Regions from separate parts of the Homo sapiens genome. Here region 1 is linked to region 2. Evidence: chromatin contacts called from ENCODE POLR2A ChIA-PET data. All regions are on one chromosome and are shown on one strand. Each heading gives the region's core, a stretch centred on a gene start or an enhancer-like site at or near the end of the contact. The rest is flanking DNA. Distances are from core to core; before and after follow the strand shown. Region 1 overlaps KIF13A (kinesin family member 13A). Region 2 holds the start of CAP2 (cyclase associated actin cytoskeleton regulatory protein 2).

Region 1 (4,227 bases), core at 146-2,645, 580 kb before region 2:
ATTAGAGGGGAAAGAATTACCTAACTTATCTAAATGCAAAGTACTTGCCTATCCTTCACCTGATACCAACTTGTTAGAAGGCACAGGTTCTTTCTAAGCTTTCTGGTTTGAGAGTTGTGGGCTCCAGTTCCCTGTTTCCAGTCCTGTAATGATGTGACAATTCTAGCAAAGCCATGGGGACCACATCCATGCAGAGGCTCCGATCTGGGCTATGGAGCAGCAGCATGGCACAGTGAACTGTGAGACGTCTGGGTGCCATCTGATTCTGCCACTGACTTGGTCTGCTTCTTTGAGATAGCTGTTGATCCTTTTGCAGCTAGGTTTCTTCATCTGTAAAATTGAGGGCTGGACTAGATAGTCTGTAAGGGTTTTTTTTTTCTTTAAGTTGTAATGTTCAGATTTATCCCAACGGTACTTTGAGAGTTGAGTTAAATAGAGTAAGTAGGTAACATTTATAGGAGCTGAAATACATTGCATTTTAATTTACTTCTTGGCCAGGGTGTTAGGTGAACTGAAGAGGACAGGGTCACCATTCTTGGGAGGTTTGGTTTGCACGCAGTAGCTGATACGAGAATGGAAGGTGTCAAATGAAATAAAGCAGCAGCATGAAGTCGTTATCAGCTAGCTGAGAATCCTGGATTCCTTACAGACATTCTACATACCTCCTTTGCCTGTGTCTGCAGAACATTATAACAAAATCATCTGATTTGAATCTTTTAATTAGTAGTCATCTTATATAGTTGTGTTCTTTGTGGGATCCAGTGATTTTTAAGCTGTTCTTAAAGGTATACAGCTGTTTTATGCAACAAGTGTATATATGTGTGGGAGTGGAGAAATGACATTTATTGTTGGTTTAGAACTTCCTTGGGCATCGTGTTTTGTTTCTGAGGATTCTGCTGCAACCCTACCAAACTCCAGTTCATCTCCAATATTTCCTATCTTCCACTGTGGGATGAACTCAGGTTAGTGTGTCTGTGTCTCTGGTTTATGCCCTCTTCCCCTTTCTTTCAAAAGCAAAGTGGTTATTGATTCCATGGGGCTCTTCAGGGTCTGGTCTGTGGGCTTGATGAACTGGCTGCTGTTAGAAGAGGCTTGAGGGAAACCTCTGTTTGTAGTTCCCTTAGGGGAAAAAGTTTGGAGCCTTGTTTTTTTTTTTTTTTTTTTTTCTCACTCTCTCTCAAAGACAAGGAACAGGAAGGAAGCCTTTGAGGAAAGGGAAGCTTTGCTCTTTACTGTTGGCCCTTTGTATTGTCTTGGGGAGACACTCCCTAGACTGCACACCCACCACAAATGACCATAAATATTTCTGTATCTCAAGCTGGAGCCTCAGGAAAACCAGAAAGCGCAAAACGACGAACTGCATAGGCATCTGTTGCGAGTGTTGAAAAGATCTGTCCCGGATTTTGGAAGGGCCACATTCAATAAATCCACATGTAGTTTGTTGAACAGATTAACAAGCCTTTAAACATACTTACATTCTGTTCTAGGGTTTAATAAAACAAGTCCTCAGAATTGATGCCTTTGGCGCCCACCTATTTTCCCAGCTAAAGAGAGAATGTGTAAAGATTTATAGCTGAGCTTGCAGTTGTAATTGGACCTTTGTAAGGTTTTTAAATGAAATACTGTTTTTGGTTTTGTTTTGCCTTTTTGCTCTCTACTTCTATTCATACAGTTAATTAAAGTTTAGTATTCACTATGCAAATTGTAACAGGGAATGGTTACATTATGACATTGAGAAAGATCCTTAAAATTACTTGTTTCAAGGATAATGTTTTGAATAAAGAGGAAGGAGGATAGTAGTGGGGAAGGTTTATCAAGATAACGGTGTTAAATTTGAGCAGCCTTATCCACTTTTAAGCATCTCCTTTTGAATCTAGACTTACAAAGAGTTACAGTACAAATAGGTAACATTAGCATGGTAATATCGCTTTAAGTTTTTTGAAGCCTTGAAGTATTGTTGGCTTTGATGGAATAGTATTCTTCTTTCTAGGATTACAGCCTAGTCTACATTTTTATGATGAATTATGCATTGGAAATAGTGTTCAAAAATTGCTGGTCTACTGTAATCCTAGGGACATTTTTTTTAAGCTCTCTAGCTAGATTATTATTTAACTAGTTTTGGTTTTTTTCCCTCCAAGAGTGACTGTTAGCTGCCCTTGCTCATTGGTTCTCAGACTTAAGGATTTTTAAAAAACAGTAGAAATAAAAATTTGGATAAACAGAGAGTTCCCAGCCTCTTTTAAATATGCCGAGTAATCACACTAAAACAAGAGCAAGCCGGACGTGGTGACTCACTCCTGTAATCCCAATTCTTTGGGAGGCAGAGGTGGGAGGATCGCTTGGGCCCAGGAGCTTGAGACCAGCCTGGGCAACATGACAAAACCCCATCTCTACAAAAAATAGAAAAATTAGCTGGGTGTGGTAGTAGTGCTCACTTGTAGTCCCAGCTACTTGCAGGGCTGAAATGGGAGGATCACTTGAATGCAGAAGGTCTAGGCTGCAGTGAGCCATGATTACACCACTGCACTCCAGCCTGGGCGACAGAGTGAGACCCTGTGTCAAAAAAAAAGGAAAAAAACAAACCGCTACTAAATTTTAATATTTTATTATAAAATAGAGGTCAGCTTAACACCAGAATAGGAGAAAGGACATAATCTCAGAATTTAAAACTTGGATACATTTAATTTTGTGAAGTGATCACATTAATTATCTCTTTTCCTGGAAATTGATGGAAATACCACCATAGCTATGTGAACTCTGAACTGTGAAGTACAGTTAGGTGTCCCTGGTGTGTGCGATGTCTAATAGTACATCAGCTATTGGAGTTCTGAGGATCTTGGGTCCTTCAGGCCAGATCATACTAAGAATCATTAAAGGATATTTTCCCTTAAAAATTGACCAGTCTCTGTTATTTGTATGTAGACTGAATTTTTTGAGTGGTAGCCTACATCTTTGTTTTTGTATTTTGATGTATTGAAATAACCTCACCAATCTTTTTAAAAGCCGAAATAAAATTGAAATTTGTAAAAGTGTTGTAAATTACTTTGTCTCTGAGCTGCAGCTTTTCCCTTGGAAATCTCTTATTTGCTTTTTGCACTGTTTTGATAGATACCTGTTGAGTATAAATAAGTAGTTTTGTAAAGCACTATCAAGTGTTGTAGCCAAGAGTGTGCTCTTTGGAGACAAACTGCTCAGGTGAATGGATATAAGGCTTTTAAGTGGTTATAACCTATGTCTGTTCAGTACTCCTATCTGAGCCTATCACTAACATCCCTAGAAAGAATTCAGTAAGAGGATTAGGGAAAAGGAGGTGCATGTCATTAACACTCATGGCCAGGCCTATCCAGGACGCAGATATTTAAGTCAAATATTGCATTAAGATTAATAAAGAAGGGGGTTAGGGGAGAAAAGAAAAGGAAAGAGAAAAGAAAACTACCTGGTAATTGAAGCAGGCAAATTGCTGGAAGCATGTAAGCGATCTGAAATCTAGTTACTTTCACACTGCCATTGGATCTCCTCTCTCAGCATCCTGATATATATATATAATTTTTGTATTTTTAGTAGAGACAGGGTTTCACCATGTTGACCAGGCTAGTCTCAAACTCCTGGCCTCAAGTGATCCCCACCGCCTTGGCCTACCAAAATTTTGGGATTACAGGCATGAGTCACCATGCCCGGCCTGCTTTTATGTATTTCTATACACAAAAACTTAAATTGAATAAATGGATCAAAAACTGTTCTAAGAAAGCATGCATGAATCCCTTATTTAAGAAAACACGGCCGGGCGCGGTGGCTCACGCCTGTAATCCCAGCACTTTGGGAGGCTGAGGCGGGCGGATCACGAGGTCAGGAGATCGAGACCATCCCAGCTAACACGGTGAAACCCTGTCTCTACTAAAAATACAAAAAATTAGCCGGGCGTGGTGGCGGGCGCCTGTAATCCCAGCTACTTGCGGGGCTGAGGCAGGATAATGGCGTGAACCCGGGAGGCAGAGCTTTCAGTGAGCCGAGATCGCGCCACTGCACTCCGGCCTGGGTGAAAGAGCGAGACTCCGTCTCAAAAAAAAAAAAAGAAAACACAAGTAAATACACAGGCATTTAGGTTTGTATGGTATATTTTAAAACTTTTTAAAAGAAAATAATAAATTCAAAGGAAACTAGAATGCTTCTGTTAAATATCCTAAATATATTTTCCAAATTTTAGTGGGTCAGTAAATGAATGCCAAA
Region 2 (4,241 bases), core at 622-3,121:
TTTTCTGCTCCTCCCTCAAGCTAAGAATAGTTTTTACATTTTTTAATGCCTGGAAAAAAACAGAAGAATATTTTGTTACTGGTGAAAAGTTCAAGGTTCAATGTCTGTAAATAAAGTAAAACACAAACATACCATTCCTTTAGGTATTGTCTTTAGCTGCTTTCAAACTATAACTGTGGAACTGAGTAGTTGCTAAGGAGACCATATGGCCTGCAAAACCTACATGTTTACTATCTAGCTCTTAACTCAAAGGTTTACCAAACCCTACCCTGTATCAACAAATTAAATTACTTCTCACATTAACGATGGGGAACAAAAACTTACTTCCTACTAGCAAAGACCACCTTGATAATCACCTTCCTGATTTCTCATAGTCAACTTCTTTTTCTCTTTATCCTTAAGAAGTATTTATATGACACTTTGATTGTAATGTTATTAAGAATTTTTTAAATTTCGGGATTCATGGAGAAGTCGCCTTTCCTTGCAAAATATGCAGTATATTCAAGAAGTCATGCTCCATCTACACTTAAGGTACTGAATTAACTATTTCACACACTTTTATTGTCTATCCATTACATGCTGTGAGCCAAATACTGTTTGGTGCCGTAGGAACTACCAAACAACCCATCCTTGCTTTCAAGAGGCTTGCAGTCTAATTAGACTCTAGTAACTATAAATCCAATTCTCTAAAGTTCACTCTACCGTTGTAATTTTACACTAAGTGGGCTTAGATAGTTTACCAAGAATTCTAAGGAACATAGCTTCAATGAAATCTACAGAAGCAGTAAGGAAATAGGAGTACTCAGTAAACTACAGTGCTCAAGTCCCAGAAGCTTCTGCATTTCCATAACTATAAAACCAAAGGTCCTAGATGTTTTTACCAAGTGTTCATCTCCACTCTGGCTGTTTGGACCTAGTCCCGGTTCAACTTCCTAAATGCAGTCACCCATACATACTCATTTTTAAGAATGCATCCATTCAAATATTGCTACAACTTGCAGCGAACACCACTCTGATGAGAATAAAGAAAAGGCCATCTGCAGGTTGATTTTTGGCCCTAAAAGTGATGATACGGCGGCTACTTCCACGAACACCCCTCTACCCAAAGCAGTCAGAGAGCCAGCGGCGGGTGCCGTTTTTCCGAGCCGTTCCCCCAGTCTCAGTTGCCTCTGCATTTTTTAGAAGTGACTCATCGCCTCAAGTCAGGTTCTGCAGAGGGGAAGCCAGGTCTGTTTCTTTCCAGCACTTTCTGATCGAGGTGGCTCTGGTCAGAGCCGGCGCAATGACTCCCACCCCCACCCCCCTGGAAGACTCACAGCCCGGTGGACGAGACCCCCCAAAGTTAGAGCGGCCGGGCGGGCGGCGGCGCTGGGGTGGGGAGGCCGCGGCCGCCCGCCAACCCCGGGCAGCTCCTGCCCGCACCCCGCCTTCCGAGCGGCCAGGACGCCGGAGCTGGGGAGGCGGGGGCAGGGCGCGCCGCTCCGCTGACCCAGATGGGAGTCCGCCCGCGCCCGCGCCCCGCGCCCGGGTCGCCGCGCCCCGGCCCCCGCGCCCGCGCCGCCTTTATTCCCCTCGCGCTGCTGCCACAGCCGCAGCGTCCCGGCCGCTTCCCTACCCCACCCATCGGGCTCAACTTGCCAGCGCCCGCCGCCAGGCGCCCCCCGCACCTGCACCCCGACCCCTCCCCGCCTCGCCGGGCCCCGACCGCTGCAGGATTACCTGCTTCGCTGCCCTGGGGTCCCGTCCTCGGCAATGCAAATCCGTGGTCGGCCACTCGTACCCTCCTCCCGCGGCCCTCCCCTTCTCCTCCCCTCTCCCTCCTCCCAGCTGAATAGGAGCCGGTGTCAGTCACGCTGCTCCAGGGGAGAGTCGCCGGCAGCTTCCGGAGCTCCAAATACAGACGAGCTGAGGGGGGAGAGGGAGAGCAAAGCCACGCGGGTGGGGAGTGGAAATAAAGGGGAGCAGAGAGGAGAAGGGGGTGGAGGAAAGGAGGGGCAGATGGGCCGTGGGAGAAAAGACAGGGAGATGGGGAAGGCAGAGCCAGGGAACGCCAGCCTGCCTGCCAAGCGCCAGGCTATGCGAGAAATGGATTCAGTGCATGAGGCAGTATTGCAAAGAAGTCTGGAAAGATCCGGAGGCTCCTGGCTGAAGGAGGCACAGATAGGTTGGATACCCGAAGATCTGTGCAGAGAAATGGGTAATGGATCCTTAGGAATCAAGAGACGGCATGTGTGTCCCCAGACCCAATATGAGGATAAAGGCTCTGGGAGGAGAAGGAGCTAGACAGCTAATGCTTTAGCGAGACATCAAGACTGAGTGCACTCATAGTGCGTGTGATGACATTTTTAAAAAGTATTTTATAAACAGCAACTTTTTAAATGTCCTGATTATTTAAAAATTAAAGTAACCAAACCCACTTGGCTTCTTAAGATGTGCAGCATATTTGTGGCCACTTCCCCTTTATATATTGATTATAATTGCAAAATTGGAGGCTTTTCTCTTAACGTCATTAGAAGGAAAGCATTGATTTTCAATTTTCATCAAAGTTTATTTCAGTCTAAAAAAGTGACTTGAAGCTCTTTATTGAATGAATGCCAGGAAAATAATTGCAGAAAAGAGAAAAAAAGAGGGGAAATGTAACTGATATCTTCTGAAAGTAAAATCTCCAAACAATAAATATGAGATGAATTTCTTAAAGGCCAATATTCTCTGTCGATGTTAAAATTGCACATAAGTTGGTTCTGTACATTATAAGGCTTATTCTGACCCCATAGGTCAGCACTTATACAAAGGTCATTCCAATTACACATTGCTCTCTGCTGACAGTAATGAGGTGCAGTGAGTCTTTGCTTCCCTTTGTCTGGAAAGAAGGGAAACAAAATGACATAAACATTGATCAATGAGTGCGTACATTGCATAAAGCCAGAGCCAGCACCCTCCCTATCCTGTGGATACCTTGCATATGGCGGGCATTCAATATGTTTGTATTAAATAATGAATGAATGGATGGATGGATGAAGTATGTATGCATTTAGAACATTTGTGTTCCAGAAATGCAGAAAAAATATATATCCATAAGAATCAATGTGTGCAGGATCACAGGGAAGTTCCAAGCATCCATTCATATGACTTTTTTTTAGCACTAACTTCAACAAACATTAGCACAGTATTTCCTTAGCTACATCTGTTTTTTATTGGAGTATAAAGTATTATGGAGTCTAAGAGTGGATGAGCCACAAATCCTGTCTTTAGGTTGATAATATAGTAGGAAGATGTGAAGAGTATAAAAATAACCACAGTTCTAGGAATGTCGTAAAAAACATTCTAAAAGAAGTATGAACAAATTTCCATGGATGTTCAGAAGAAAGGAAGGTTGCTTCTAGACTGGGGATTAGAGAACACTTTCTGATGGACATGAAAGTTGAGTCTTCATGCGGAAATGAGACATTAAGAGTGGATTGTGGAGGAAAAACCCTCAAGATGATGGGCAGGGACAAAAGTGGAGAGGTAATAAAGGATGGCATGTATGAAGGACAGTCTGTGAGTTTAGCTGGATTGGAGGGCTGTGGAAGCCAGGTATGGAAGGAAGGTTAGGCCCTGGCTGGTAGAGGCCTTCAATCTCAGCCTAAAATGTTTGAAGCCTAAGTAGTAGGCACTGGGGGACTATTGACCATTTTTGAGCATAATCATGATAGCAATGGTTAGTTTGGTGGTGGTATATAGGACTGGAAAGAGATAGGAGGCAGGGAAATCCACTAAGAAATAACTAGCTAGTCTGGAGGGGAAAGTAACGAGCCTCAACTTGAAGCCTGAACTCTTCCCTTAACTAGCCCTGTCATAGCATCTGTCTGCTATATGATGTCTCCCCAAAAGGGCTAGCCCCCAGTGAACACTTCTTCCTCACAACTCTTTGATACTTATTGTCCATATTTTCCAATTGGACCTATACATTCCAGGAAAATGGGGATTAGGTCTGTTTGGTTAATTGCTATTTTCTCAGGCCAGACACATGAAGATCACTGACTACGTATTTGTTGATAACATTTTCTTGTACAGGATTAGGTCAGAAAATAGTGGAATTGGAAAGAAGAGGACAGTAGCTGGGCTTTTCTAAATCTTTTCAGTTCCCCTTGAGATTCCAGCCCAAACCTGCCTTTCTCCTTAGCCCATGATCTCATGATGTGCCAGACAAGGAGGCTGATAACTGTGTTAACTTCTACTCCTTCAACTTTTCTCCCCTC

Evidence for each region. ChIA-PET counts read pairs that join two places held with the same protein, here RNA polymerase II (POLR2A).
Region 1: POLR2A ChIA-PET joins it to region 2 with 19 read pairs in PC-9. The contact joins the enhancer-like site here to the promoter of CAP2 in region 2. POLR2A ChIA-PET finds 5 or more read pairs at or near these places in 3 of 52 experiments (HCT116, HEK293T and PC-9).

Annotation. Positions count from the first base shown.
Region 1 is chr6:17,969,773-17,973,999 of GRCh38, reverse strand. All of the region lies in intron 2 of KIF13A (kinesin family member 13A), which reads left to right. Among named protein-coding and RNA genes, the nearest start is that of KIF13A, 16 kb to the left of the region's middle. Within about 2 kb of position 1,395, at least 7 of the 41 ENCODE cell types and tissues checked have a DNase peak (open chromatin) inside an H3K27ac peak, as active enhancers do.
Region 2 is chr6:17,391,225-17,395,465 of GRCh38, reverse strand. It overlaps CAP2 (cyclase associated actin cytoskeleton regulatory protein 2), which reads right to left and starts at 1,871. Exons shown (of 13, transcript NM_006366.3): 1 at 1,720-1,871.